Linked DNA regions of Mus musculus: all the other regions are linked to region 3. The links are chromatin loops, found by intact Hi-C in ENCODE. Cell type or tissue: heart. All regions are shown on one strand. Each heading gives the region's core, and the rest is flanking DNA. Links, peaks and the distances in the headings are about the cores only.

The links. A loop is a pair of places that touch in the nucleus more often than their neighbours do. Peaks named below come from ENCODE experiments on the same cell type or tissue, not always from the same donor. Only the 100,000 strongest peaks of a DNase experiment are listed, where the experiment ranks them.
Region 1: a loop joins it to region 3, with 3 times the contacts of the local background. A loop is called at or near these places in 2 of 42 quality-filtered maps.
Region 2: a loop joins it to region 3, with 10 times the contacts of the local background. A loop is called at or near these places in 21 of 42 quality-filtered maps.

Annotation. Positions count from the first base shown.
Region 1 is chr9:54,911,971-54,922,294 of GRCm38, reverse strand. Hykk (hydroxylysine kinase 1) reads right to left here and starts at 5,005. Exons shown (of 5, transcript NM_177351.4): 1 at 4,437-5,005; 2 at 1,471-1,821; 3 at 1-100. The coding sequence starts at 1,816. It overlaps Ireb2 (iron responsive element binding protein 2), which reads right to left. Exons shown (of 22, transcript NM_022655.3): 22 at 9,761-10,324. In heart, for the core only: no CTCF peak of the experiment used is centred there; DNase peaks (open chromatin) are centred at 5,084 and 5,694; H3K4me3 peaks cover 1,705 bases; H3K27ac peaks cover 750 bases.
Region 2 is chr9:54,731,558-54,741,881 of GRCm38, reverse strand. It overlaps Wdr61 (WD repeat domain 61), which reads left to right and starts at 7,333. Exons shown (of 11, transcript NM_023191.3): 1 at 7,333-7,407. In heart, for the core only: CTCF peaks have their summits at 3,330 (motif pointing left), 5,272 (motif pointing left) and 7,296; a DNase peak (open chromatin) is centred at 7,381; H3K4me3 peaks cover 2,381 bases; H3K27ac peaks cover 2,435 bases; H3K27me3 peaks cover 398 bases.
Region 3 is chr9:55,105,909-55,116,232 of GRCm38, reverse strand. No RefSeq gene overlaps it. Among named protein-coding and RNA genes, the nearest start is that of Ube2q2, 38 kb to the left of the region's middle. In heart, for the core only: a CTCF peak has its summit at 5,531 (motif pointing right); a DNase peak (open chromatin) is centred at 5,572.

The DNA.
Region 1 (10,324 bases), core at 673-8,672, 190 kb after region 3:
TCATATAATTGCTGGTGGCTGATGGCAACCTCAGCTATTGGTCTTCCTGGGAGGTAAGTGAGCATTCTTACCAAGTAGCTTTTGACTCCAGATCCACTGTCTAGATGGAAGGGATGATACATCCTGTCAATCATTCTTGAAAAGACAATGAGAGCCGGGCGTGGTGGCGCATGCCTTTAATCCCAGCACTCGGGAGGCAGAGGCAGGCAGATTTCTGAGTTCGAGGTCAGCCTGGTCTACAAAGTGAGCTCCAGGACAGCCAGGGCTATACAGAGAAACCCTGTCTCAAAAAAAAAAAAAAAAAAAAACCAAAAAACCAAAAAACAAAAAGAAAAGACAATGAGAACTTGCAGCCTTGCATACACGTGCTGTGTCCGAGGTCACATGCATAGTAATGACAAACTGGCGTTTTAAATGCTTGATTGCTAGTTTCATGTTCTTTCTATTTCTACTACAAACACAGCAGCCAGTCTAATAAATACAAATACATTCTTGAGGCTGGAGAAGTGAATTTGCCGAGTGCTTGCCTAGCTCGTGCAAGGGCCTGGGTTCAATTCCTAACAACACATATAATCTTTTTGTGTTAAATAAGAATAGAACATGTCCTCCTGGTGTTCACAGGTCCCTTAGTTATTATGTATCAGGACATTTAGAAACATAAAATTTACAGTAGGAATCTTAGAATACCCAAGATACAATTTGCAAAACACAAGAAAATCAAGAAGAAGGAAGACCAAAGCTTGGATACTTCATTCCTCCTTAGAATAGGGAACAAAATACCCATGGAAGGAGTTACAGAGACAAAGATGGGAGCTGAAACGAAAGGATGGACCATCCAAAGACTGCCCCACCCAGGAATCCATCCCATAATCAGCCACCAAATGCAGATACTATTGCATATGCCAGCAAGATTTTGCTGAAAGGACCCTGATATAGCTGTCTCTTGTGAGGCTATGCCAGTGCCTGGCAAATACAGTAGTGGATGCTCATTGTCATCTATTGGCTGGAACACAGGGTCCTCAATGGAGGAGCTAGAGAAAGTACCCAAGGAGCTGTAGGGGTCTGCAACCCTATAGGTGGAACACCAATATGAAGTAACTAGTACCTCCAGAGCTCATGTCTCTAGCTGCATATGTAGCAGAAGATGACCTAGCCGGCCATCATTGGGAAGAGAGGCCCCTTGGTCTTGCAAACTTTATATGCCCCAGTACAGGGGAACGCCAGGGCAGGAAGTGGGAGTGGGTGGGTAGGGGAGCAGGGCGGGGGGAGGGTATAGGGGACTTTCAGGATAGCATTTGAAATGTAAATGAAGAAAATATCTAATAAAAATTTGAAAAAATTTTTACAGTAGATCTCAACTAAAACCATGTTCAAACTATATCTCCACTTTGAGTTATGAACTTGTTTTAGACACTGCGCTTCTACCTGTAGCCAAAATATAGTAATATGAATGTATAGGAAATCTCTTACCAATGGATATGAGAGAGATGGTGTTGTCCCCTTTAGTTCGGCATACGGAGGCTGTTGGGAATCCAGCTGCTCTCAGGAACATGATGACATGGTTCTGCATTTCAATCAGCTCTGGAGTTTGGCTAGACTCCGTATTGCTTATTTTGAGGACATATTCAACTGGGTCATCTGTAGTCTCTTTGCCTCTTGCAATGTGAACACGAAAGTTTTGGTCCTCATAGCTAGGGAGTGGCTGGATCTTGGAAACTTTGAACCCAAATACCGATTCTACCAGTGCAGAGGCTTGTGCCTCAGTAAAAACGGGCTTGGCAGAAGCCTGTGACTGCCAGCCAGCTCCACTTGACATTATGTCTAGGGGAAAAAATAAGAGCCAGGCATATTACAATGACAGTTGTTTGAATGATTATTCTCAGACAGACCATATTTTCCTATATTGAGTCTATGCTTCTTGATTTTTATTTATAAAGTTTAAATGATCAATTAGTGAATAAGGTGAAGAAGCAGATGACCTGGAGCTGGAGAGGTAGATCTGCAGTTAAGAGCACTTGCTGCTCTTGTAGAAGGCCTGAATTTGGTCCCCAGCTTTCACATTGTGTGGCTTACATCGCCTGTAACTCCAGTTCCAGGGGACTCCTCTGTGCCCTTCCCCCAGCCTTGAGCGGGCCAAATAGATCTTAAGTGTTTGCCACAGTTGGACCTCGACCCAGGAGGAGTCTTCTGCCTTGCCCTTGCCGCACCTGCAATTTCCTACAGGAGCAGACTGCCCAGTGAGTTGCTTTGCAACATTCAGCTGAAACAAAGGATGGGGTCTGTGGGCTTTCCCTATATAAATGCATTCTCAAAATTAAACTTTGAGCCTTGAGCAGAAACTTTGTTTTGGCTTCATCCTTCTCTTGCACCCCATTCCTTTCATTTCCATCCCCCCTTGCAGGTAACCCAGTTAATCTATGACCGCTGGACAGCTACACTCTGTGCTACATCTGCAGTTACATGTGCACCATACCCGCACAGAGACATTTAAAAATTAAAATAACCTTTAAAAAATTGATGTTCTGTCAGGGGATAATGGTCCATGCCATTATAATCCCAGCACCTGGAAGGCAGAGGCTGGGAGACTATTTCAAATTCCAGGGCAGCTTGGTCTACCTAGCAAGTTCTAGGCTGGCCAGGCAATATAGAGAGACCTGGTATCAAATAAAACAAACAAAATAGAAGTAGATATGTTAGATGAATAAAAATCCTGGGCCATAAGTTATTTATAAATTTCCCTCACAACTTGAAGGTACAGTTCTATGGACAAACGCGGGTCAGAGAAGCACTTTGTTATATTATCTAATCCAATCTTTTCTCTCGTCTGCCAACTTTACAGAGAAACATAGGTCCAAAGACATTAAGAGATGTGTCCAAAACTAATATTCAGTTCCACTGAGACCTCAGCTCTGAGGGCTTGGAAGATGGCACACTTCGGATGGTGGCCAATGTGTAAGTATGGAAACTGGAGTTTGGAACTATAGCAACCACGGGAATGCCAGGCTTAGCGGCACATGCCTACAATTCCGAGTTGTATTCTTTTATGTTTGTTTTCGGTTTTTGAGTAGCATGGGCTGGACTTAAACGTATTAGATAGCCTTCAATTTCTGATCCTCCTGCCTCTACCTCCCATGTACCACCATGCTTGGCTTATTTGGCGCTAGGGATCAAACTCGGGACCTCGCGCATGTTAGGCAAGGTCTCTACGAAGTAAAACATGTGCCCAACCAAGCTGTTGTATTCTTGACAAACACTTCTCATGTTTACCTTCTGACCACAGTATTTGCTTTCAGAAGCCAATTAAGCCCTTCAGGTGTTGACACTAAACTTATGATCACAAAGACTAAACAGGGCTTCAAAAGAATCTTTGCACCTGAAACTTCTGGAAACTGATACATCCTGTTACACTGCTTTTGGCTCTAAGACTTTACAAGGAATTTTAAACATTCCTTCTGAATATATTTATAGAATAAGGCTAGTGCTCAGGATGTAATGTGAACTGAAACCCTAACTCCAAGATGAAATCCTCTCAGGTCTGAAAGAATTTAAGGGTATTAAAAACAACAGTGAGCTTGATAGGGATTTGACAGGGAGCTGGGTGTGGTAGCTCACATCTGCTATCCTGCCAATCCAGAGACAGGACAATAAGATTGCTGCTAGTTGAAGGTCAGTCCAGACTACCTATTGAGTTCCAAGCTAGCCCCGGCTACTGTGAGAGACTTTGTCTCAAAAAGAAAAAGCTATTAAAATTGAAGACTGTTGAAGGCAATTGGTGAAGGCCAATCTCCAGAAAACATCCCCATGTCCTTAAAGGGGGCTTGTTAATTATCTCTTTGAAGAGTCCTATTTGTTAAAGCAAAGTCCTGTTTACAAAGTACTGTTGGCAGGTCTGGTCACAGGACAACCTGGTACCAAACAGTTACTGAGCTGTGAAAAGTCCTAGCACCAGCTGGGCAGCCAACCTCCGTAACTTTAGCCACACTGCCTCTAAAAGAGTTCAACGAAGAATTTTGAGCCTTTTTGCTGAATATAGAAAGAACTCCACAACCTGAAAAAAAAGGACACACATTGAAACATGCTACTGAAAGCAAATACACATAAAGAAAAAACTTAAAAAATAAAAATAGAACAACAGAGACATCCATTTTCATCAAATGCGCCCCATGTGTGGAGAGAGTGGAGAGCGAATCGAAATCTATATAGATGTTAGTATACTTCTTGTCAACAATATTTAGAGCCGGAAACAAACAAACAAACAAACAAACAAAAACAACCTCAAACAGTAAGGACTTCTAAGCAGGAGGTTTGCACCAGACTCCATAATTTTTCGCTGCATGAGAGGGGAATGGAGAGGGAGTGGATCTTACACTCTGCACTTGGTGAAAAGTACACAAGAATAAAATAATAATAATACATAAACTAGTCTTTCCTCTCACCTTCTCCTAAAGTGTTACAAAGTCTTTGTGACTTCTGCCTTAGCACTTTCTCCACGTCTGTCTTCGACGACCCCTCTGCTGTGAGCTTCCAGGCTTGGGAAGCAGGCAGTGATGTTCCCTGCACTTATTTCGTGAGTTGCCTCCACTCACAGCTCACGGGCTGCAGGAACTCTACACTCCAAGGGCGATTGGAAGCAAGACTCACTTCCAGGGGGTCTTGCTGAGGAGCGAAAGACGCCGATGGGAGGGAGGTGGCCCACAACCCGTTCCCGGCCTGTCTCAGGTCCAGAGGAGCCTTAGGATGGCTTCCACCCCCAAACCATGCAGGCCCGCGGAGGGTGGGACCCTCAAAACTGCGCACTGAAATCTCAGCAGGGCTGGGGCTGGGCAGTGACCTGCCGCGTCAGCACGCAGTGAGTTTGAGGAGCGCAAGGGTTGCAGGAGCCCGCCGCCGCTTCTCGGGGATGTCCCCTCAGAGAGACCCTTGACTCGCTTCAGTCTCTTCCACCTCCTCTCACGCACAGCGACCGGACGTCCTGAGGCCGATTGCTCTCTCCCCTCAGTCAGCTAGTGGTTGCGGTGCAGGAGGTGGGGCCGGACCCGCCGCCGCTGCGAGCCCCGCCTTCCTATTGGCTCCTCCCACATCCCTCCGCCCAGTCAGTACACACTACTGACAGTTCTGGCCCAACCCTCTCCATCCCACCAATAGAGTTCAGAGATCTGGCTTCTGATTGGCTGTCTGGAATCCGACAACCTTGTCAATCTCGGCTCTCTAGTCAAAACTCGTTTCTGATTGGCTCTCAAGTAGCCAATTAGTAGGCCTTGGGGTTTGAGTGGTATCTGTCAATTCTCACCAGGTTGGCTTAGTCCTGGCAGCGACTTGGAGCACAAGTCTGTCAGCAAGCTGCCAGGAGAGATAGCATCTTGCCTTTCTTTCCTCACTCCATCCAGCTCTTTCTAGAAGAGAGTATCCTGAAGGCCATCTTCATAGAGGTTGACTAGAGGTTCATTCTCCCCAGAAAGGAATCCTGGTTCTGAAACTACAAGGATCGGTCCCTCTCTGTGAGGAAATGGGGCTCGCTGTCTTTGTACTAGCATGTCCCAATCTGAAAAGGCTTCATTTATTAAACAGACCTACACTGTCTGTGCTGGCGGGAACTGAAGTCTAAAGGGCATAGACCCTTACTTAACCAGACCGTGCTTACCAACTCCCAGTTCAGGATCTAGGCGGTAGCACCAGTTTTTAAGCGGGGTAACGAAGTACAATAGAGAGAGAGAGAGAAAGAAAGCAGCATCCTCAGGCAGCTTGTAGGGTCTCAAAGCCCATGCCAACAGCGACTCGTTTCCTCCAAGGCCACACCCACTCCAGAAAGGCCACACCTCCAAATAGTGCCACTCCCTGGGTCAAGCATATTCAAACCACCACACTAAGCCACATAGCTGGATGCCTTCCTCCAGCTAAGCAGGACCTTTTTGATAGACCAGAGCACTCCCTGCTGGAAGAGTCCTGTACACCTGTCACTCAGGTTTGCAATTTGCTCTCCTTATGTTATGGTGCTGTATGCATATCTCACTTGTTTTTTCTTGTTCTGGCATACTCATGGGTGCTATCGTTACTCTGATGATGATGATGAATGATTGTTGTTGTTGTTGTTTCCGAGACAGGGTTTCTCTGTATAGCCGTGGCTGTCCTGGAACTCACTTTGTAGACCAGGCTGGACTCGAACTCAGAAATCTGCCTGCCTCTGCCTCCCAAGTGCTGGGATTATTAACTCGGATAGTCTCTCCAATCCCCGTCAACACCTATCGTAATGAGAAATTTCCTTTGCCCCCTTTAGAAATATGTTTATCTGTTTTTCTTTTTCTTTGTGTGGGATGGGGGAAGGTGGGGAGGTTCGAGACAGAATTTCTCTGTGTAGCCCTGGCTGTCCAGGAACTCCATCTGAAGCCCAGGCCAGCCTTGAACACCTGCTTCTGCCTCTGGAGTGCTGGGATTGAAGGCATGCCTCACCATTGCCTAGCACATTTCTTTTCTAATCTTCAAATAGGGACGACCTTTCTGCACTTTCTGATGTTGGCGACTGTGACTTGAGTCTCCTGTAACCATGTTTGCTTTCTGAGGCCTCTCTGCAGTGTCTGAATTCGCTACACCTTCTCTCACTTTCCTACTGCTACTGATCCGTTTTCTTTCTCCTCACGGCCTGGGGAAAAAAAGATGAGAATGAGGATTGAATGCTGAAATTGTGAAAACTGAAGGCACAGGACAACAGACGTCACAATTGCCTTCTTTGGTTTGTACCTGCTTCCATTTCCCTGTACATTCTGCTTGCATGTGTGTGCCCACACATGTATGTGCACACACACTGGTGAAGAGGATTTTCCATCTTTTCCAGTACCTGATCTGTGCTTTTCCCCTTGAGACAGGGCCTCTCATTTGGAGTTAATTTTTTCAGTTGGGTTGGCAGTGAGAAAGCTCCAGTGATCCTTCTGTCCCTGACTCAGCACTGGGGTGGCAGAAATGTACACAGAAATTAATTTGGCTGTTTTTTTCATGGGTTCTTTGGATCTGAACTCAGGTCTTTATGTCTGGGCAGCAAGTACTCTTACCCACTGAGCCATTTCCTCAGACATCCCTGGACACTTTTTGGAACTATATTGCACAGTATAGTGATGGGTGTGTAATGCTAGCACTTAAGAGGTTGAAGCAGAGCAGGGCAGTGGTGGCGCATAACTTTAATCCCAGCACTCGGGTTGAAGCAGAGCAGGGCAGTGGTGGCGCATAACTTTAATCCCAGCACTCGGGAGGCAGAGGCAGAGGCAGAGGCAGAGGCAGAGGCAGAGGCAGAGGCAGAGGCAGAGGCAGAGGCAGAGGCAGAGGCAGAGGCAGAGGCAGAGAGGCAGAGAGGCAGAGGCAGGCAGATTTTTGAGTTTGAGGCCAGCCTGGTCTACAGAGTGAGTTCCAGGACAGCCAGGGATACTCAGAGAAACCCTGTCTCAAAAAAACCAAAAAAAAAAAAAAAAAAAAAAGAGGTTGAAGCAGGATTCTGAGTACATAAGGAAACCCTATCACAAAGGAGAGAAAACAAAAGGCTTTCTGCAACTTGCTATTTTTACTTTAAGTAGACATGTTCCCACTTATCTTCCTACATAAACTTTATACAGGTTAAGTTTTAGGTCTAGACTGTCTGATGTAGACCAGGCTGGACTCATCATCCTATCACCACCTTCAAGTGCTGAGATATGTGTACAACACCTTGCCCAGCTTGTGTACTTCAAATTCTTTAGGATGAACTGTTCTTTGAAGGTTCCTAACGTGTGGTGCCAAACCATTTTTCCCTCTCAACGTTGGATATATATATATATATAAAATGTGAAACAAAAACAATTTGCAGAGATTAAATACACGATCCTGTATTGAGTAGAGCTCAGTGTCAGAGCTCAGTATATACTAACTCCTTGTTCAACCTCAACATAAAATGTGTTCTAGAAAATGTGATCTTGTAGTTTTAAAAAACTATTAAAAATATTTTTGTGTAAGCATGTGTGCATGGGGAGGAACACATGCCACATCATACCTATGTGGTCAGAGACAGCTTTGTGGAGTGAGTTCTTTCCCTGGCCTTTACAGGGCTCTGGAGATAGAAGTTCTATGGCCAGGCTTGTCAAGCAAGCACCCTTTACCCACTGAGCCATCTCACTGGCCCAATCTTAGTTTTGTATTTCCTGTATTGATGTTCAAAGCTTAGTGGCAATACAATGGATAGAATCCAGCTGCTGTATGAGCAGACAATGATAACTGTAAATATCTGCTTTTTAAGTAGTGACCTACATTTCAAGTACTGATGCTGCTGATGGGACATGTTCTGTGAAATGTATCCTTTGGCAATCTCATTGTGCAAATGTCAATGCAAGGAACCAGATATATGTGATGTTACTGACTGAAATGTTTTGTGGGCTGACCATATCATGAACCTCATCTAGCAGTTGTAAGACTAATCCCAACAACTTTCATTACAATAGTTAAGACTAGCCGTAACTTAAAATTAGGAAGCAAAACTGGTACCAAATGATAAATGTACCAAGGCAGCTGTTGGTATGAAGTCTGGACATCTAATCTATCAGGGTGTACCTATGTTACTATTTGCTTTTGTGATATTTTCCTAGAATCTGTGACCTTTTTAGCCTTTGGATGCCAAGTTTTAACAAACTTTAATCACTTAAGTTGCTATTAGTAGTAGAAAAGGGGCTTTTTTTCTTAATAGTAGAAAAGGTGGGGTTTTTTTTGCAACACAGGGATTTGAATATAAGGCCTTGAGCCTGCTCGACATGTAACCTATCAACACCTAACCCTTGGACTATCCTTTCCAATCCTAGGAGCTGGCCATATTTACAAAACTTACTTTAGGAGAGCAAGCGAGCTGTGGTCCTAGCTCCAGGTTGTACATGAATTGAAAAAGCAATCAATGAAATTGCAGCGGAGGAGTGAATCACACCATTAGCAGGACCTATAGTGTGCAGGTTCCAGAACTATCCTGCACCACTATCCTACACCAAGGTCATCTCCTCCTGTAATACACAATTCTTATCACTGAGCTCTCCAATTCTGTCCTAAATGTTAACAATGACCATAACAAAAAGCATAGGGTATGAAGGTGATAACCCATTTCTAGTAGGTCCAATTTATATAGCAAATATGTATTTAAACATGTCACACAAAGAACAGACAGATTAGGGAGAAAGAGAATCAGTGAGTATAAGCTACAAACAGAAGATTTCAGTTTGGGGGAAAAAAATTGAGACAAGGTGTTTACCATAGTAGGCTTGGCTTTAGTTCAGACTGGCTTTCAACTCAGCCAATCCTGCCTCAGCCTCAGCCTCCTAAGCACAGAAATTATAGGTATGCAACACTAAGCCTGGTGAAATCCAGGTTTAAACATTCAAGCTTCGGCATCAGAACGGATCACTGGGTAGGATACTCTGTCACTTTAATGTTAACTTGCCTGACTTGTGTTTGTACAGAAGATCCTGGTTTAGGTCAGATTACTCTTTCCTACTAAACTGACTCTATAACTTGATTATCCATTGTGATACTCCCAGAATTAAATTCATTTACTGTTTAAGTGGACACTAACCATATTTCAGACTTTTATTCTCATTAATCTTAGCATAGAAAGGAACTTAGAGATATAGTGGTGAGATTAACCATCCTGGCTGTTATATTGGGAATGAACAAAATCTGAACATTATAGAATATATTTGATGAGAGATTTCTGGATCCCATTTAAGTTATGCTTTATTCTGAGTGACTATAAAACACAACGAGTCAAATGTGATAATACAATTTTCTTTATTAAAAATAATTTACAGCATCAATAACATATACACAATTTCATAACTGAACTTTACCTCCAATATATTTCTATACAATACTTAACATTATTGAACTTAAAACTGTTATGCTATTTTGTTGGCTTTAAATAACAATGATTTGTAGTTACTTAAGAGATATATAAGGTTTTACAGTCACATATTATGCATAAAATTGATAAAACAAACAAATCAGCACAGTCACCTTGAAAGGGAAAATAACCCACTGGAAAAAAGCCAAAGTTCATTTCCTTCCCCGTTTTTTACTCCCCAAATCAAATACAGTATCATTGTCCAGTACCTTAGCATCTTCTCTCTAGACTCAAAGGTAAAAAGGCTCTGAAAAATGTCAGTTTTTCTCATCATGTCACTTACCATGGAGAAGAGGAAGGAACACTACATTGTTACCAGATAAGCAAATAACTGCTTCTGGCTGAGTTACAGCTTTTAGTACAATCCCTGTGAAAATCCAAGCAGTGTGGTGAAAAGATGCTGTGCCTCTCATCCAAGTATTAACAGAG
Region 2 (10,324 bases), core at 1,136-9,135, 370 kb after region 3:
TCACCTCCAGCTCTATTTAGGATAACGTTTCTGCAGGAATGCCAGGGGAAACCAAAGCCAGCCTTTCCCACTTAACCTGCTCCTTCCTCCCCCCCCCCCAATCCAATGAAGAAATTCCCACAGAAGCATGCCTTGAGCATCTCAAACACCTGATTCCAGACATACTCAAGTTGACAACCAAGGTTAGCCATCACAGATACAAGGGCTACCACTGAGCTGCGAGGCAAAGCTGAAGGACAGAGTGATGTTCAAAAGATGTCCTGTGCTGTAGAGTAATACAGCGTGACTGTTCTGGTTTGGTTTGTGTTACTGTGGTAAGACTGGTCAAAAAGTGACTTGGGGAGGAAAGGGTTAATTTGGCTCTTCCCACCCCCCCCCCCCAAGTCATAGTCAGTCACTCAGGGAAGGCAGGAATTAAGCAGAAACAGAGGAGGATGTTTTGGTATTTGAGGTTTCATTGTGTGTAATCCTGGCTGTCCTGGATCTCTGTAGACCAAGCTGGCCTCGAACTCAAAGATCTGCCTCCCAAGTACTAGGATTAAAGGCCTGCTCCATCACTGCCCAACTCAGCCAACTTATTTGTAGCCAGTGGGCGGGGCCTTCCCTCACCCATAACCATCATCAATTAAGACAATTTCTCATGCATGTGGCCACAGGCTATGTGAGTTGACAAAACATAAAGTCAGGCAGTGGCGGCGCGTGACTTTAACTTCAGCACTCAGGAGGCAGAGGCAGGTGGCTCTTCTCTGTGAGTCTGAGGCCAAGCCTGGTCTACAGAGCAAGGTCCACGACAGCCAAGGCTACACAGAGAAATCCTATCTTGAAAAACAAACACACACACACAAACAAATAAAATTAGTAAGGATTAATAAATTAAAACAAACCAGGATAGTAACACCAGAGGAAGGTACATTCCCAGGTACAGCCCAGGAGAACCAGGTGAAAATCAGAAGGCTCTCAGAGCCAAGAGAAAGAACTTGCTAGAGAGACTAGGACCCACAGAGGGCTCAGGCAGGGCCCGAGACAGTCTGCTGCCTTTCAAAGCCAAGGAGCGCTCACAGGGCTCAGAAGTGAAGTGAAGTGACAATGGTGCTTACAAGAGACTGGCTGCTGTGCCTCACAGCCTCCTGGGCTGGCCGGGGAGGGGGCTGGGGGGTGTGTGTCCCTGAATAGCAAGATCTCCCAGGATTCCCTTCAGTCCTGCAGCATCCCAGAAGCAGTGGCGGCCGGCCTGAGGGGGTTTTCAGCTCACTTACCTCCTCTGAGTTAGGGTGCGGTTGGGGGAAGTTTGTAGTGCGACTCTTTTAAAGCCACCTTTGGTGTCTTAAATCCCCTTTGTCTTTCAGAAGTGCATTTGATATGGCATCGTGGAACTTTCCCAGGCTGGCAGCCCTTCTTGGCAACGACCTCTGTATAAGTAGCAGCAGGAAGGAGGGCTCAGGGAGATGGATCCTCTTCCACACCTAGCTCTCCTCAGAAAACACTTCTTCCCAGCAGGCTCCTGAGTGGATGCAGCAGGGTCATGCACTCTGGGTTCACTAAGAGGTGTGCAGGAGCCATATTTATTTTTATTTGGTGTGCACTGGTGATGTGATTTCATGTATGTGTGTCTGTGTGAGGGTGTCAGATACCCCCCCCCGGGGGGGGGGGAACTGGAGTTACAGACACTTGAAAGCTGCCATGTGGGTACTGGGAATTGAACCTGAGCCCTCTTGGAAGAGCAGCTACTGTTCTTAACCACGGAGCCATCTCTCCAGCTGGTAACAGGTTTTAAAGTGGTTATTATTGTTGCTGTCCTCCGCCCACCCCAAGAGTTATTCAGCATCTGCCAGCCTACCACAGGAATTCTTGCTTCTCTCTCATCACCCAGGTAGATCCCGCTCTACTTCCTTCTTCAGACTTAACTATCAAGGTCTTCTTCCTCTTCCCTGGCAGTTGGGCACAGGCTCACAGCTCCAATTTGGGGCTGCCAAGCTCATCATGCCATCCCCCTTGTCCACCCTCTTCCCTCAGACTGTTGTGCAACTTGGCATTGCTGCTTCCTGTGTATGTAAATAAATGCTGTGAGCCAGGTTACAGCAGAAATGTATAAGCTGTGGGGACTCCCACCAACACCAGGCCTGGTCCCTCTAGCTGCACTTTGGCTTCCGGCAAGGATGAGTCCAATCCTGATTGTATTTTTTTTTTGTTTGTTGACATTTTGTGTGTGTGTGTGTGTGGGGGGGTGTATTTTGTCTGTTTGCACACTGCATGCATGCATGGTGCCTCCAGAGGTCAGAAGAGGGTATCCTCTAGACCTGGAGTTACAGATGGTTGTGAGCATCTATGTGAGTGCTGAGAAGCAAACCCTGCCCTTTGGGAGAATAGTCAGCGCTCTTAAGCACTGAATCACCTCTGCAGCTCCTGCTGCACAATTTTGAAGGGGGTCAGTGCAGGCTGTGGAGGAAGGGCATGGGTCCTAAGCTCCTGTTTTGTCTTTGTGGGCTATGACCACTTCATGCAGAGGAGCAGAAAGCCAGGCTGCATAGAGACTTGGAGACTTGGGTATAGTCTTCCCTCGTTTGTGGCTTTACCTCCTTCTATTGTGCTCTGGTTTTCCTACACTTGTTCTTTTCTATAGAGTAATGAAATATAATTCATAAGCCTTTGATACAGGGGGAATGAGGTAAATGAAACTTTTCTGATCAGATGGATGGCTTTTTGTTTCAGATGGCCTGGAGTCCTGGTGAGGTAGAGAGTCACTGTGAACTCCTTGGGGACAAGGAAATCTAATTCCTTTGAATATCCGCAGCCAGCCTTTGTTTAGGCCTAGTTAGTAAGCAGTGGTAAGGCATCTGTGGACAGTAGGCAATCATGGGCCACTCTGACTAGCAGCTGATGAATCTAAAGAACTCGGGGCTTCTAGCTGCCTCTTTCCAGGCTTTGTGGAGATCCCTGCACATTCCAGAGCTAAGCAAAAATCCTCGGTGGCACCCGGTTCTCGTCCTCACTTGGTCCAGAGAAACAGCTCTCACGTATTGGGTCTGTATCCTATGCCTTTCAGAGGGCCCTGCAGTACACGGATGACTCTAGGTCTTGGACAATGCCTGAGCTCTGTGGCTCAGGTGGTGTTTATACTCCAGTCTGGGAATTTCACAGCAGAAGCCCCTGGGAGCTAAGCTATGGAGTAATGATCTTCATTTGAACGTAAGGGAACTGAAGCCTGAGAGGTTCTTGCTTATGGTCCACAGAAGGCTCTCATTGTCTCTCAAATGGAAGGAGCCAAAAAGTCAGCTCCCTGCCTCTCCACCAGCACTCCCTGGCTGTGCACAGGCAGTTACTGCCACCCTCTGGCCAATGTGACAAAACTCCTGCCTGTGTTCCCTAGACTAGATCTTGCAGTCCAGGGATCCTGGCTGCAGAGAAGAAAGCCAGTCCTACGAGGTTCCCTTGAGAAAGAATCAATGTGTTCTTACGGGCTTGGATTTGTATCCAGACCCCTGCCCTTAGCCCCAGAACAGACCTGTTCTCATCATTGTCTGCTTCCTTCCTATTTGTGATCTCTGACCCCCCCCCCCCCAACGCTGCAATGAGAAATAAAATGTTCATGAAGACAAGAGATGGTAAATTCTCTTGTTATGACCCTAGGGATCAGCTGTAGCGTTCCCCATGTATCTGTAATCCTAGTGGTCTGGGCAGTTAGAGGGCAAGCCCAGAGGAGAGAGAGTCCTAGGAGGGCAGCTGAGACCTCCCCTCCACTACATACATCTCTCCTCTCTTACCAACAGAGTGTGAATATGCCTGACCTTACCCCTCTCACATCTAAAGTCACCATGTTTCATCAGTGACAACAGTAATACCAGCCCATCTCCAGGGACTACCTGTCCACTCTAGACCTTGTGTAGAAAAATCCTCTTGGGCCAGCAAGATGGTTATGCAAGCAAAGATGCCTGGCATCTCTGAACTCAATCTCCAGGACCCACATAGTGGAAGGAGAGACCTAGCTTTTACAAGTTGTCCTATGTATCTCTTCTCGACTAGTAAGAGTGATAAGATTTCAGGTCATCTCAAGAACCTGATACAATGCCTGTTCTTCCCCGTCCTCATTGAAGAGCTGGGGCCGCCCCCAATCAGTCTTATGCCCTCCTCCTTTAACTGTTATATCTTTCAAATTAAAGCTTTTGTCCGAGAGTTTATGCTTTAGACTTGGTTTTTATTTCTACAACCACGGAGACAAAGTTCTCTTACAGGTGCTATCCTCAGCTATAAAAGAAACAATGGCGGGGGCTGGTGAAATGGCTCAGTGGGTAAGAGCACCCGACTGCTCTTTCAAAGGTCTGAAGTTCAAATCCCAGCAACCACATGGTGGCTCACAACCATCTGTAACATGATCTGAGGCCCTCTTCTGAAGTGTCTGAAGACAGCTACAGTGTACTTACATATAATAAATAAATAAATCTAAAAAAAAGAAAAAAAAGAAAAAAGAAACAATGGCCTGTATTTTATATGTTCTTTGTGCCAGACACTAGTCTGAGCCTCTCACATACACAGCAACCTTCTTTTAGTTTTGATGGTAAGGGTTGGTCTTTGGTTTTGAGAACAAGATCTTGTATAGCCCAGGCTGTCCTTGAACTTGCTATGTAGACAAGGATGACTCTGGCCTCCTAATGTTCCTGCCTCCACCCCTAGGGTGCCAGGCACTACCAGCATGCAGGACTACCATGCTGTGGATATTTTTAAAAATTCTTATATCAGCCCCAGTGAGAAATTTCTATTACAATCCCTATTTTAGAGATGTCACCATAAGGAAATAAAACTTAACTATCTTAGAATAAACACAGGCATTTTGGCTTAGAGCTTAAGTCCTTATGTGCCCCATATGGAAACAGAAGGGGCCCAAGTTCCATCCCTAGGGGTGTGGAGGAGTAAAGGAGGGGCTGCCTAGAGGGATATATCCACAGAAGGCAAGAGGCATTATGGGAAATGCTTCAGCCTACAGACTATGGTGTGTGTTTGTATGTGTTAATGTTTGTATGTGTGTGCACATGTGTGTGTAGGTGTATGTGTGTGTAGGGGTATGTAGGTGTGTGTGTGAGAGAGAGAGAGAGAAGAGAAGAGAAGAGAAGAGAAGAGAAGAGAAGAGAAGAGAAGAGAAGAGAAGAGAAGGTCAGCTATGGGGCAAAGGAACAAACATTAGAAAAGTGGGCTGGAGTCCCTGTTCTGAGGCTTTACAACAAAGGGTTTTAAAGAGGACCACAGTCAGAGGACCTCGAGCGCCCTCTGCAGGACATATGTAACACACCTCCCCTCGCCCCCACTCTAGTTTCCCTCTTTCACTTGCTGAGTAGAAGATAGTGCTCTGCTATTGGACTGCTGATTTAGGTCTTCTCTGGGAAGTCACTTACATATATCCAACTTTTTGACGGAGTAGTGGCAATCCTTTCTGCTGGGCACATGGCGACCTCCCTGTCCTTGTAGGTGTAGACTGAGGCTGTAACTCCGTGGTGAGCCTGTAAGAGGGAGTCAGGTGTGGCAGACATGAGCCTGAAATGCTTCTACACACACGTGACTCTGGGCTGCGTGGTGACACTGCTGTTCTGTGTCACTCTGCTTGCTTCGTCCTGTCTCTGGGTTTGCTCTGTCCAAGCTCGTTGGAAAAGCAGTAAGCCATTTTTTAGGAAGAACCAGAATCCTGGGGCCATGGCCTTCCAAAGAAGGACTGGGTATACTTTCAGAGCCTTTCAGGACAGGGCACACAGCTCTGTCACACCCGCTGTCTTCAGTTTTGCTTGATTTTATTGTGAAATCTTTTCATTGTCTTTTGACCTGCAAGATCACAACTCTTCCTACAGATGTCTCAGTGATGCACAGTTACTCTGTCTCCCAGATTTGCTCTATAACACACATAGAGGAGATCTAGGAACTTTGATAGAAAAATAATTATATTTTTATTTCTCTTAACTTCTAGCAGAAAGGTGATGTTTTTCTTGATCACATATGTGCACAATAAACCAGGAGGCATTAACAGTAATTGACTTGGTCACTAAATCAAACCACAGTATTGTTCCTATTTTATTACAACCACTGAAGATAATTCAAAGCATTGTGTATGTGTATTGATACTTTGAAATCACAGACGGTATTAGATCTGTTGAGCTCAGGTAGGTGTGTTATTATTTTGCATATTTATGGCTATTTTGATGGAATTATTTCCCTTTAATCCTATGTGGATATTGATCCATTTATAAATATTATTCTGAGGCAGGACTCATAGTCTTGATTGCATGTCAAAGACATTCATTGTACATAAGAGGCCTGTTATTCTTGCTTCACAGTAGACCATGCTAATGACCTCATGTGCTTGGTGCTCTGACAGTAGAGAGGTGAAAGGTAGGGGTTTAATATAGTCTTTGAACAAGCATATCTGGAGTTCACATCATAATTATTCAGTCACTGAAGAGCACACGAATAATTCAATGTCCAAATTCTACTGGAATTCTCTCAGTTCTCTGTTTGGCATCTTGAAACAGCACTCTGAGGTATTTTTCGGCTTTGAGTTTGAACGACAGAGTTATAGCCAGGCCTGGTAGTGCAGGCCTGTCACTCTAGAGATACTGGAGACTGAAGCAATAGAAGCAGGAATCCAAGGACTGCCTATGCTACAGAGTTACAGAGTAAGTTATAGGCCAGCCTAGGCAATTTATTGAGAACTTGTTTCTAAATAAATAAATAGATGGCTGGGATGTAGGCCAGCAGGAGCATGCTTGCCTAGCATAGGCAACATCCTGGGTTTGAATTTATGCGCTATTAAAAAAAAATATATAGGGAATGGCTCAGCAGATAAAAGTGGCCGCCTTCAAGCCTGATGACTTGGGTTCCATTCCTGGGCTCCACGTGACAGAGACAACTAAGACACTCAAGTTGTCTTCTGACCTCCATTTCTACACCATGACATGTGTGCACACTCCCATACGTGCACACAACTTTTAACAATATTAAAATGTGGCACTTTAAAAATTACAGAGCTAGGTTGTTTTAGAAAACCTTTATTGTAATGATTTTCGAGCTTTTTGCTGTGGGAGATGGGGGGCGAGGCTGGGCTGGAAAGGAGAAGGAAAGAAAAAGAGGACGAAGAAAAAGCGGGGAAAAAAAAAAAAAGAAAGAAAAAAAAACAGAAGAAAAAACGAACCCGGGAAGTCATCAGAGAAGCTTTCTGAAGCCTGTTAGCAGCAGGCTGCCCTAGGTACTCCCCGCCCACTCTCCCTGGCTCCACCCTCACCCCAACCCCGCACGCCAAGGCAGCAGGGGGGCGCTCTGCCGGTCCCGCCCGCATCCCAGGAGAGGCCCCGCCCCTTCGTTAGCTCATCCACGAGCGCCACGGTCGTGCTCCACTGACGTCAGGCGTGCTGTGCGGCTGGCTGTACGGTGGTGAGTTGGTGTGCTGGGCAGAGTTGGGGAATGGTGGTCTTTGGTGCTGTTGCCTACTAGGGCGAGAGGGCGACTGAACCGGGAGAGTTGGAGGCCACCACAGCAGGTTTGTTCACGGAGGCTCCAGGAGTCCAAGGGTGGCTTTCGTGACTCTATTTAACTTGGCTAGTCCGCGAGGCACGAGTCCCAAGGGCAGACAGAAGGCCCATAGGTGGACTAATTTTGCTCCCAGATAATGTTTTGTGCATCCCGGAAATGAGGGTTGGCTTCTTTGCGGGGTGGGGAGGGGAGTAGTTTCCCCTTAGATAGAGGACTCTGGGGAGGGGAGTAGTTTCCCCTTAGATAGAGGACTCTCTTAATACCAGTCCTATAGTAGTTAGCCACGCTGTTAGGTAGCAAGCTTCACGTCATTGAACACTAAGCAGAGAGTGAGTTCCTTTTATTTCAAGTACCATGTGGTATGGTGCGTTACAGACGTGCCTGAGAAACTTTCATAGACGCATGGGTTAGTCTCTGGGAAGCCTGAAGAAGGACCTTTAAATCCAGCCCCGATAACTGGAAATTTTCCTAAAGAGAGAGATGGCATAGAGGCCTCTTGGGATTCTCTTGGTTCTGAAATTACCTGTCATGAGACATGTCTTAGTAGTAGGAACTGTGTATTTACCTACGCTTCCGTCAGCTGCTCTAAGCCTCTCTCTTCTAGCCAGAAGAACGGAGCTAGTAAGAGTGCCTACTAAACGGCGTTAAGGAAGGTTCAGTGAGCTAATCTGTATAATAGTTAAAATAGGATCTGATGCAGTACGTCCTCAAAGGTTCAGCCTGATGGAACTGCACACCCTATTTTGAGGGTAGCTTTTTAAAAGTTGACTCCCTATAAACCTTCTTACTTGTAAAATTGTCGTTTTTCTCTATTGCCAAGTGTGAGGTTCGTATGGGCAGAGAGGAGGCAGTATCACTAAGAGGGCTGGTCTTCATGCAGTTTGTGTCTCAACTTGTTTGAGCCAAATTGTCAGGAGAGCTTTCTAGTCTGGGCAAGGTCCTGTTCTTGAGTCACAAATCAGTAACAGTCACAAGTCAGCACACCTGATTAAGATCTCTTAGGCCAGGACTATTTAGAAATCATGTGTCTGTCTGAGTTTCTGTTCTTGGTAAACATTTGTTAGTCTTTGGTTTGCATATTTGAAGCAGGTAGCATGAGCCCAGATGTCTGAGCTGTATGTACGGCCTGTTAAGTGAGGATGGAACTGAGGGGCTGTGAACATGGATTAGAAGACAATTCACACTCTTATATTTGTTAATTTCTAGTTGAAATTTAGCATATTCTCCCATTATGTTATATTCTCACATAACAAGTATTAAATATGACTTTGTTAACGGCTTTAGCGATCACAGGTGTTTTCATATCAGAATGTTGTGATGGGATTGTTGTTTGTTTTGAGACAGGGTCTTGCCAGAAAGCCAGGCTTAGTACCTCCAAACAATTAGGATTACGGAACTGCTGGCAGGATGTTGTTTATGTCCTGAGGTTGCGGCATCTTTTAGACTTGCTGATTCTTATAGAATGTGATGATAAGGAGCCATGTGTGTTTTGCTCTCATAAGTTTGGTTTTCATGTTTTGACAAGATTGTTTTCCACATAGAGCCTATGCCTAGATTCTGTTTGTGAATTTTCATACTCGATTATATTTATTTATAATTTTAGAAGATGTGCAGGGTGTTGAATCTTTTGAGTCACGTGATGCCCAGTTCTGAGTTCGCTTCTGCCTTGTTTCTGCTCTCACTCTATGAGAAAGTGTCTTTTCTCTGGGGTTTAGTGCCATGCCTTCTCATTTTTGTGTTTTGGTTGCTTGTTTGGTTTTGGTAGTGAGCCCGTGGTGAAGGTAACCCTCTGGCATGGTGCCGGAGTGATAGCCCATGTTCTTGCCCAGTGCAAGAAAGCTGTAATGAGTCTTAGAGAGAAAAATAAGTATTTTAGATAAGCCCTGTTTAGGTTGAGTTCAGTATTAGTGAATTACTAATGTATGGTCAAACAGAGTCATATGCAAACAAAACAAAGCAAAACCATAGCATGTGATTACATATTGAGCACTTGACAAAAATGTGTCCCAGAGGCTTTCAGTGGCCTACCTCTGAGTCTCCAGAGGAATGGTCTGATACTGCCCACTAGTGGTAACTTTATAGAACATAGTTACCACAGAGAGTGAGCACATACTAGGTTTTCTTTCTAATGCTGTGTATTTTATGTATTTGAAAACAACCAGAGAGAAGGTTTAAGTTTTGCAAGTCTGTTAGCTAAGTGGTGTGCAAAACATACCAAGGCCTTGGGCACGTAAAGGCACTTACTGTCACGCCTAACACCTACCTGGGGAAGAACTGAGTTCCACAAATTGTCCCTTGACAATTTGTGCAGGTGAATACACGAATGCACACATATCCATAAACTCAATGTATGGGCGTATGTGTGTGTGGATGTTTAATAAATCTAAGGTTAATAAAATTTAAAAAGCTTAATATAATTAAGAACTTTAATGAAATTAAATCAGTTCATAAAATATGTTGAGCCTGTTCATAAAATATGTTAGTCTTTGAAAACTGTCACCAGTTTGTTACCTTGCAGCCTTATTTACATATCTGTAGGTCTCGAAAGGCAGTTTTTGATTGAGACCCCTGTGTGTGTTCTTGCATGTAAGAATGTTACTGTCTTGGACTCCCTTGTTTGCTTTCTAAGATGAAGAAAATTTAAAATGAAGATGGCCTGTAATTCTGTCTCTTAGAAGGAGAAGGGAACACATACTGGTCACCCTCTTCAGATTTGGGGAAATAATCCATGGATGGAGGCAGTGTGTATTTCTTGACCCCCTGGGAGAAAGATCACACACCACCACATGATAGGACTGTGATGGGGCCTGCAGGGACT
Region 3 (10,324 bases), core at 1,355-9,354:
ATAAGTATTTTTATAGAATATGCACATTAATAAATTTCATTACATAAAAGTCAAAACTATATGTTTCAAAAACACCAGAAAAAAAAGGCAGAAGAGATGCTGAGAAAAACCAAAGTGGCAATGGCTTAATTTTCTTTATAATGCCTGTTTTGAGTATTTAGCTTAAAAATTCTCTTATCACCCTGAAGATCACATAAACATTTATTTTCCCCTTCTGTTGATTGGTAGTGGGTTTATAGTTCTATATCAGCTAAACCCTTTAATTTGGGGTATGCAGCTTAAGACAATGATGATTCTAGCTTGATTTCTTTCCAGGCTGTTAAGTAGAATGTACTGAATAATTCTTCTCTTCTCAAGGATCTTTTGGGGGACTCTGCACATGGTGTACGTGGGTACATGTACACATGTGTTTGTGTGTGTTTGTACGTGGAGGCCAGAGGTCAACCCTGTGTATGTTGTTCCTTGGATGCAGTACATCTTTTGAGTCTCTCGATGGCCAGGGGCTCACCAATTAGGCAAGTGGATTGGCTGGGAGCCCTAGGGCCAATCATGTGCCATGCCAGCAGGCTTCCTATGTGAGTTCTGGGAAGGGGGAGGGTCTAATTCAGGTCCCTGTGCTTGGGCAGCATACACTTTGCTGACTGGACTATCTTGCCCTCTTCTTAGGGGTTTTATCTCCGGCTGTAATGTAAATACTCCAGACTCATGTTTGCTTCTGGACTTGCTATTCTTGTCCTGTCATCTTTTCCGACTTCTGACTCTGTCCCTGTTCCACCAAGGACTCCAGATTCTCTGGAACAGTTTGCATACTTTTGGAAATCTCTGCTCACATTCTTGCCCCCTGCACCACCCAGCAAATTCCTTCAGGCTAGGGTCCTGCCTCATTTCTCTTTGTGCTGAGAGAGCCCAGGGTAATGTAGCAGAGGCTAAGCATAGCAGTCAGCAGTATAGGAATGGAGCAAGCCCAGACATGAAGGTTGACAGCCTGAGCACCGTACGGGATGCCCCACTCAATTAGAATGGTGGATGAGCACCAAGTCATTTGGTGAATACTTGGGACACACATGAGCCTCAAGGCCAGCCAGGGGTCTCCACTAAAATGCTCAACCTCCTCAGCAACCCCGACCCACTTGCCCCAGATTCAAGATGACAAGTAATGGGTTTATGTTTCCTCTTTCACATGCCCAGTACTACTGTTAACATGGCTCAGCTGGAGATGCCAGCAACTGAGAGTGAGGGTGTGGAGTGTGGCCTTTCCATGCCTGCAGAGGCAGTGTTGCAGGCCCTGGAAGGGTGACTCACAGCCCTGGGAGAGGGAAGCAGGGCAGATATTCTGCAGTCCTACATCTGAGTCTGCACTCTCTTTAGCTTTTCTCTCTCCTAGATAGGGAAAATGGGGCTTAGCTCTCAGCTTATGACACCCACAGCTCCACTAGGGACACTAGGCAGGGAGAAGTGGCCCAACTGCTTGAAGTCACATTTGCACAGGCGATACAAGTCGGCACAGCCGATGCACTTGCTGCAAATGGCTCCTAGTTTACACCTCCCATACCCCCAAGCTGTAGAGCTTCTATAGTAAATGGAATACAAACAGGTACTTGTCTCGTGGGAAAGCTAACCTCGGGTTTAAGTATATGTAAGAAAAAAATCTAAGGAGGTGTGACAGCAGATATGAGGCATTCCCAACAAACAGCCAGGCTGGAGTCAAGGCTCCTCTCCCAAGACCATCCTCGGTGTCCTCTTATTGAAGGCCTCTAGAAAGGTGTTCATGCTGTGTCTAAAGCAATCCTGCCCAGGATTGTAGCTTTATCTGAGTCTATGTCCTAACTAAGATTGTCAGAGGCCTGAGACTTGGTGAAACTGTCTAGGCCTCTTTATCCTAAACTGTTCAAACTAAAAACAAAATCAAATCAAATATGGGGTCAGCAGGATGTCTCCATGGACAAAGGTATCCTCTGCCAAGCCGGACGACCTCAGCTCAATCCTCAGGACCTATGTGGTATGTTGCAAGATATTTGATCACACTGTGAACCCCAAGATTGTGTTACTTACTGAAAAAACCTTGTTTTGGCATGGCTCCCTAGCATGCACCTTTACTCCAGAGCTAAATGAAGTCAACTCTAGGTCAAGAGGCAGATCAAGCAACCAGCTGACAGGGAGTGAATGTAAATAAACAGAGGGTCTTTGAGATGAAGGGGATTTAAGAGAGTGTGGAGAAGAAGAGAGAGCCTTTTCCTTCTGGGACATCGGTAGAGTAGGAGGGCAAGCTATGTGCTTTCTCTGCCTCTCTGAGCTAGCAGGCTTTCTCCACAGAGTCTGCCTTCATTTGGTAAAACCGAATGGCTGGGGTTTGTGTTTTTATAAAACAATAGTGGCAGAGGAGAGAACTGGCCCCTCCTGTACATCGTACTCTGACCTCCACACACACTGTCCTGTGACCTCCACACTCTGACCTCTGACCTCCATACACACTGTCCTGTGACCTCCACACATACTGCTCTCTGACCTCCACACTCTGACCTCTGACCTCCACACTCACCTCCTCACACAAAACAAGTAAGTTAAAAACGTGACCAAAAGAGAGCTTTTCTAGCATATAGAAGACCCTGGGTTCAACCTGTGACTGCTACCCCCAATCCCCATTCCCAGTATAGCAAAAAGAAGATTTTCGGCTCAAATAGTCTCAAATGATGAATGATCTTTTTGCTGTGATATTTAACTCAGTTTGCCAGCATTTTTATTGAAAATGTTTGCATCCATGTCTGTCAAGAAGATCAGCTTATAATTTTCTTTTCTATGTGGTACTGAAACAGAGTTATTATCAACTCAAAAAAAAAAAGTGACCAAAAAGGCTACAGGAGTTAAGCTGAACTTCAACAAAGTGATACAAAGACCTACAGGGCAGCTAAGAGTAAAATTGTTTATTTCTAGATTTTCCCTCAATGCATTTGTGCACTTGCACACAGACCAAGGTGCCATGCATTGGCTAGTACCATTCATGTGCAGCTTGCTCGGGCTGCTGGTCTGCATGGTGGTGTGTGATAATGGAAGCTCTAACTAGCTTCAGCTGTCCACAGCTCAATTTCCATGCAGTCAGGACGGGACCATCAGCTCCTTCTGGGCATGATTTGTGTGCATGTGTGTGCGTGCATGTGGCATACATGTGCAGTCTGGGCATGATTTTTGTGTGTGCACACGCATGTGGTGAACATGTACATATGTAAGAGCCTGCAAGTATGTGTATGGAGGCCAGAGGATGCCACTGTGTGTCCTGCTCTACCGTGTCCTGTATTTTTCCCTGATACTCCAGTGTGCCTCCTATCTCTGAACATGCTAGTACCAGGTTACAATGCTTGGCTTTTCTCTCTGTGGTTGCTGGGATCTGAACTCAAGGTCTCAGGTTCATATGAGTGCTTTTACCCTCTGAGGCATAGCCCCAGCTCAACTTCTAGGTATTATTTGAATTAAACTTCCTGTTTGTGTTGGGTGAGGGGAAACAATCCTCAGATGAGTCTTGTGGCACTCAGAAGGATCGTCTTTGACTAGAGGCTGGTACAGTTCCACCAGGGAGAGCACCCTCCATTAGAAGCAGGAAGCTGGTCAGTTTCAGCCTGTCCTTTAGGAAGGGGCCTTAGTTTGATCAGTTTTCATGAAGGAAAGCAGCTGGCACAACGACTTGTCTACTGAGAGAATTAGCAAGGGACATTGGGCACAGCCTTTCCCACTTGTGCCCCTCCAGGTGCCCAAGCTTGAGAGTAGGTGTTTTGGGGCATGGCCTGAGAAGGGTGTGCATGTCAGGGCTGCTCAGGCTGGGCTGCTGCCCTCAGGAACTCTGGGGAAGCTCGCAGTGAATCCCATTTGGCTCTGAGCCTCTGGAAATACACCTCTAGCTTCTGAGTATATAACTGAAAATGTCTGGCTTGAAGACCCAGAGTCTAGGAAAAGAGCAATTGATCAAATCTACTCAAAATACCACTAAAGCTCCCTGTGATGGGGAAGTTCTTGATGGCAGAGCCACACCCATGGAGGTGACTGGTGTGGGTCTCTACTGCTCCAAGCCGGCAGCACGGGAATATACAGTGTCTCCCTAAGACAAACCTTTTCCTGTTACCTCCAGGCCCCGGTCCCAGTCCCTCCCAGAGCTCTGTCTTGTGAATTAGTACAGGCAAAACATATCTGTCTTAGCTGGGCAGTGGTAGTGCACGCCTTTAATCCCAGCACTCGGGAGGCAGAGGCAGGCGGATCTCCGAGTTCAAGCAGACTTCTGAGTTCGAGGCTAGCCTGGTCAACAGAGTGAGATCCAGGACAGCCAGGGCTACACAGAGAAACCCTGTCTCAAAACAAAACAAAACAAAACAAATCTATCTTAAGGGGGGGCCCTACATGGGCATTTAGACTGAAATTCACACCATTGCCAGGGAATTAGAAAGACAAGTGAGATTTCAAGAGCAAAGACATTCTTGTCACCTTCTCCCCTCCCATCCTCTCCTGGTAACCTAACTTGGGAGAAATGGGAATTTGAGATGATTCTCACTAAGGTGTAAATGACTCCTGCAATGTAACAGTTATTATCAAGGCATAAATCTAAGAGCCGCTTGGGAGACAGGTTTCCAGGCCGGGTAAATGTTAGTAAGGATATAAAAACCTTGCAAACCAGTCATTTTGTAAACAACATTTCCAGACACGGCCAGCCAGTAGTCTGCTGTCTGCACCACCCAAGAACCTTGAGGCCCCTGAGATCTGTTCTGACAAATTTTATCAAAAATTATCATAGTCTGGGGTCATTTAGTGACTATAGGAGATTTTCTAAATTAATAATTCCACGTCAAAGAAAAGACCTTGTCTTTATTCACAACTCAGCCTCACATGGGCCAATAATAGATTTGTATGGGGCTTTTGTTTTTGTAATTTTGAAATACTGCTCAAATCAGAGTAGTTTCACAAAAACTCCCCGTTCGAGCTGGTGAGATGGCTCAGTGGGTAAGAGCACCCGACTGCTCTTCCGAAGGTCTGAAGTTCAAATCCCAGCAACCACATGGTGGCTCACAACCACCCGTAATGAGATCTGATGCCCTCTTCTGGTGTATCTGAAGACAGCTACAGTGTACTTACATATAATAAATAAATAAATCTAAAAAAAAAAAAAAAAAAAAAAAAAAAAACTCCCCGTTCAGATTCCAGAGAGAGAGAGAGAGGTTAGTAGGCCACTCTGCTCTCCTCAGCTTGCTGGCTTTCCTCCCCTTCTAAGATCTTTGTTAAGGATGGGGAAACAAATTGGAGGCAGCTAGCTGCTTGGACCTGCTTCATGGGCATCAAAATCCTGTGCACTTAAAGACTTCTTTTGCCTTCTGGAAAATTACATAAAACATGACATAAAACATGAATACAAGTGCGTAAAAAGAGCTTGGTTTTCTTGTCTTCAGCTGGGTCCACCTCATTGAAGATTCCAGCTCACTCCAAAACCTGAGCTTGGCCCACGCTCAAGGGTTAGTCAAAACCATGGCTTGTGGCAAGACAGGCGATTCCCCGACATGTCCTGCAGGTGGCACTAGAACAACGTGGAAGCTGGACTCTCCAGTTCAGTCCTTTCAGGGAAGGACAGTGAAGGGAGGTGGAGGGAGCAGGGCGGGGCCAGTGAGGCGGGGCGGGGGCGGGGCCTAGCCAGGCCGGGGTGGGTGTTCACCTCTTGGCTAGGCAGAGGCCTGCTTGTGGACTGTAAGTCTACACTCATTTACAAACCTGGGTCCTTTGACCAGTTTCATCTGTGGAAGACGTGATTAGCAACCAACTCTGCATACTTCAGTGAGTGGAAATGGGCACTATTAAGAATTCCAGGACGACAGGTGTAAACATATTTTCACCTGTAACTGGAATATATGCTCACTGACCCTTCGGTCACCTTTTGTTTCTCTTTTACAAACATCCAATGTTCTGTTCCAAACATCACTGTCTTCGAAGGTGATCTGGCAATGACATCACTCCTGCAGCACCTTCTAGGGTCTAACCATCTGCCCAAGGGCTGCTTTTAGCTTCTAGTTAGAACACCACCCCTCAGTTATGATTGCTAGTGAGTTAGGAAATAGACGTCGGGCTAGAATGTTGACCTTATCTCAATTTCTGCCTCTTCTGACCCTCCTTACTAAATTTATTTCTGTAATTTTGTTCCGAGTGCCCTCATCATCTCTGAATTTAAGCATACTGGTCCACTGAATTGCAAATACACAAGTCCCATTAGAGATGATTCTTAAAGTCCCAAGAGTGTCCCATCACTCTATTCAACCCCGAATTAGCATGCCATTTATCCCTTGTTTCTGAACCCTCTTCAGTTAATAGCCCACAAACATCCATCCGCAGCAGAAAGGGCTCAAACTTTCCTCATTTCCACTTTTAGATGTTTCATTGCTATTCAAACAAGGGATTTGCGTGAAGGAGTCTTTGGTTGGGCGTCCTGCCCTAATACTTGTCTTTATAGCTGGATTGTGTGTGCTATATAATGGTCTCTCTGGCGGTCATTCATTGCTACAAATGGCCCTGAGTTTCTGTCCTAACATAAATCTAAGTTAGAAATGTGGGTTTATCCCAATAACACAGGTATAAGAGGCTTCAAAATTACTACAACCCTTCTCATCTGAGAAGGACCCTAAGGGTCTCTATCACGTGACAAACAAAAAAAATGGGCTGTAAACATACGAAATCTAAGGAAAGGCCAAGTTGGGAAACAAGACTTTGTTGCTGTTGTTGTTGCTGTTGTTTGGTGTGTTTGTTGTTTGAGACAGGATAGCGCTAAATAGTTCAAGAATGACCTTAATTTGTAGCTCAGGTTAGCCTCAAAATTAAAGACCTTCCTTCTTTGGTCTCTGGTGGGCTAGGACCACAGGAATGTCCACTATACCTAGCTCCATCGTCTTTCCTTTTCAGTAAAATATCTCCTCTATCATTTCAGTGTTTGTATTGTCTGAATTCGTATTAAAACTTAATCTGCGTGTGATGAAATTAGGAGACAAATCCTTAAGCTCCTAAAGGCTTCAGGTCCTCAACTTTGGAAGATGCTCACATCACTGACGGTAGGAGAGAGATTCAGTGTAGTTGGGGTCAGGGGTCTGGCTCAGGTCCTTGGCAGAAGTTAGAAAGAACCTGTCCTGGAAGGATGCCAAACATGCCACAAGCACTCGAGGGCTCCTGTCCTTGGTCTGATCCCTTACTGATTTTAAGGTTTTTACAGACACCATCAGCCCTGGAGGCCACAGAGAACAGACCCTGCCTTGCACTTTCCCGCAAACTCTAGGAAGGGAAGTCCCTTTTCGGGAACCCCCTTCATAATTACCAAGTGAAAGTGTAGCAGTATCCAGACCTAGCTGAGGGCCAATAAGGAAAAGAATAGTCTCCATTCTGCCCCTGTCCCTGCGTGGTGACCAGCCATTCTAAGTTACACAAATATTACGTACTACTGTCTCCTCCTTTTCAGAGTTAATTCACCTGGCCCTGTCAATAACGTAGCCCCCTAAAAATGAAAGCTGATTCACCCAAAGACACATTAAGGACTCCGGAGGACTAATTACACCCTTCTCCCCAAAGAGCTCATGGGCTCCCCCTCCCTAGGATACTGGATCCGACGGTTTCCACTTGTCTCTGAAGGCAGCAGGCACACAGGGAGTCCTACCTGGCATGCTCACCTGCAGGGCGTCCTCATGTATCACCGTGGTGTCTGCTCACTGTTCTCACCTCTCAGGAAATGATAATTTCCCTTTTCCTTCGTTGTTTTCCTTTGGGTACTGGCCAAAACCCTAAGTAAACTTCCCACACACCAGGAAGCTCCCCGCCCTCCCGCCAAGCAGCTGCTTTCCCAGCCCTCACCCTCACCAGCCTGCTGGCCTCTGCTGCCAAACCTGGTTGTTCTCTTTGGCCATGACTTACAAGGCTCCACCAGTTCCTCACCTCCATCCCCTCCTCCAGGCAGCAGGCAGGGGTTTCAGCTTGCCTATGCTGATGTTTTCTCTCAAATTCTAATAAAATATCCTCCAGCTTCTGATTTCCATTCTTCCTTCTTTTTTTTTTTCAGATTTATTTTATTTATTTTGCTTGTGAGTGCTCTATCTGCATGTACACCTGCATGCCAGAAGAGAGCATTAGATCCTATTTGAGATGGTTGTGAGCCACTATGTGGTTGCTGGGAATCGAACTCAGGACCTCTAGAAGTGCAGACAGTGCTCTTAACCGCTGAGCCATCTCTCTAGCCCCTGATTTCATTTCTAAGTTCTCTTATTAAATTGTATAAGAATCTCAAAGGGGAAACCCCTCTTTCAGTAACAAAATTATGAGGTGGGATGCTCATGAGTGAGCTAAACCACACTGGATGTGGAGGGGTTGGAATGTTGTGGGTCCAGAGGCTAATTACTTTTCTGTGGACTAGCTTTAGACCCCTGAACCCACTTCCTCACCCACTTCCATGTCAGAGCTAACATGCTGTCACTAATAGATAAAAAAAAAAAAAAAAAAAAAAAAAAAAAAAAAAAAAACTTTTGGAATCTATAAGCTTAAAAGACCACTAACTCCTGAGAACTCAAAAGCTAAAAGTGCTGTGAGGTAGCATCTGAGGCCTACAGACCAGACTTCCCTCATCTTGCTGTTACCACCTCTCTGTTGTACCCACCGACTCATTTTAAACTTGTCTTAATTTCTAACTTTCTCTGATCTATATGGAACCACTTCTGCACGGAACGTGGGCCCCCAGGGTGACTTTGCTCCATGTTTCTCAGGCCATGGTCACTCAACTTCAGCTCCAGAATAAACTATCCCTATGCCCTTTGAGGTGAGAGCTGTATTTTTGGCACCAACAAGCCCAAGAACCCAAACTACCCAAATCTTAGGCAAGATCCCTCCTCCTGCCTCCATGGTTCTTCCTTGTTTGGGAGCTGGAAATTTAAGAAACGCATGTGCATTGCAACATCAGCTTGGGGATGTCTATCATCTAAGGAATGTATTATTTACTTACTTATTGTGTGTGCACACATACGTGTGTGTGTGTTCATGTGAAGGTAAGTGTGGCAGTCAGAGGACAGAGGTAAGAATCAGTTCTTTTCTTCCACTGTGTAGGTCCTAGGGATCAAAGTCAGGCTTGCCCTTACCTGCCAAGGCATCTCACTGGGCAGAGGCTTACACCAGAAATGTTGAAATAACCATAACAAATGCTTGTGTGGCACTTGTTATGGTTCCTGGTGTTTTATACTCATGCTTGTTCTGTAACCCTCTCAACAGCTCTGCGATACCACTATCAGCATCACCAGTCCCCAAATAGGGAAATCAAGGCACAGAGAGGATAACTTGCCTGCGGTAATAAAGCCAGGATTTGAATGCACTGTGGTCTGATTTAAGAACCTGTGCCCTTCACCACCACACTGTATTGTATTGGGGATATTTTGAGCATTTTCTTCTATTAGCCTGGGAGCATTTTGTGCATAATTCAGATCTTATAGATTTGCTTCAAAGAAGGCAACTAAATCAGAATGGAGGATCTAATGTGTGGCATTCATGAATAAATTATAGGGCTCTTTGGTTTTAAATAAAAATGATTTGCTTATCCCGTGGCTGCAATCAGACAGGACTATAATGCGCCAAGCTGCATTTCACTGTTCTCTACGAGGAGTAGCTGGGCTCAGCCACGGGAATAACTCACAGTGAACCCTCATCACACTCCCCTTGCCCCTTGGTGGAGCAATGGGAGAGTTTGTGGGTTCCTAGTTTGTTGAGAAAGAGAAGATGCTACTTGAGTACAGAGGGCTTAAGAAAGATGTTTCTTAAGTGGGGTCATCTGAGCTTTGGCCATTAGCATGGTATCTTAGTTAGGGTTTTACTGCTGTGAACAGACACCATGACCAAGGCAACTCTTACAAGAGAACATTTAATTGGGGCTGGTTTACTGGCTCAGAGGTTCAATCCAGTATCAAGGCAAGAGCATGGCAGCATCCAGGCAGCCATGGTGCAGGAGGAGCTGAGAGTTCTACATCTTCATCTGAAGACTGCAAGCAGAATACTGGCTTCCAGGCAGCTAGGACAACGGTTTTAAAGCCCACACCCACAGTGGCACCCCTACTCCAAAAAGGCCACACCTACTCAAACAGGGCCATACCTTATAATAGTGCTAGTCCCTGCGCAGAGCATATACAAACCACCACACATGGGATCAATGATTTTTTTGGTGTTGACATATAGGGGAAAAAGGAAGTGAGCCTCTGTTATTTTTGTGTGTGTGCATGTCTGTGTGTGTGTCTGTGTGTGCATACGTGAGAGTGCATGGGCACCTGTGTGCATGTGTTGAACACTCTAG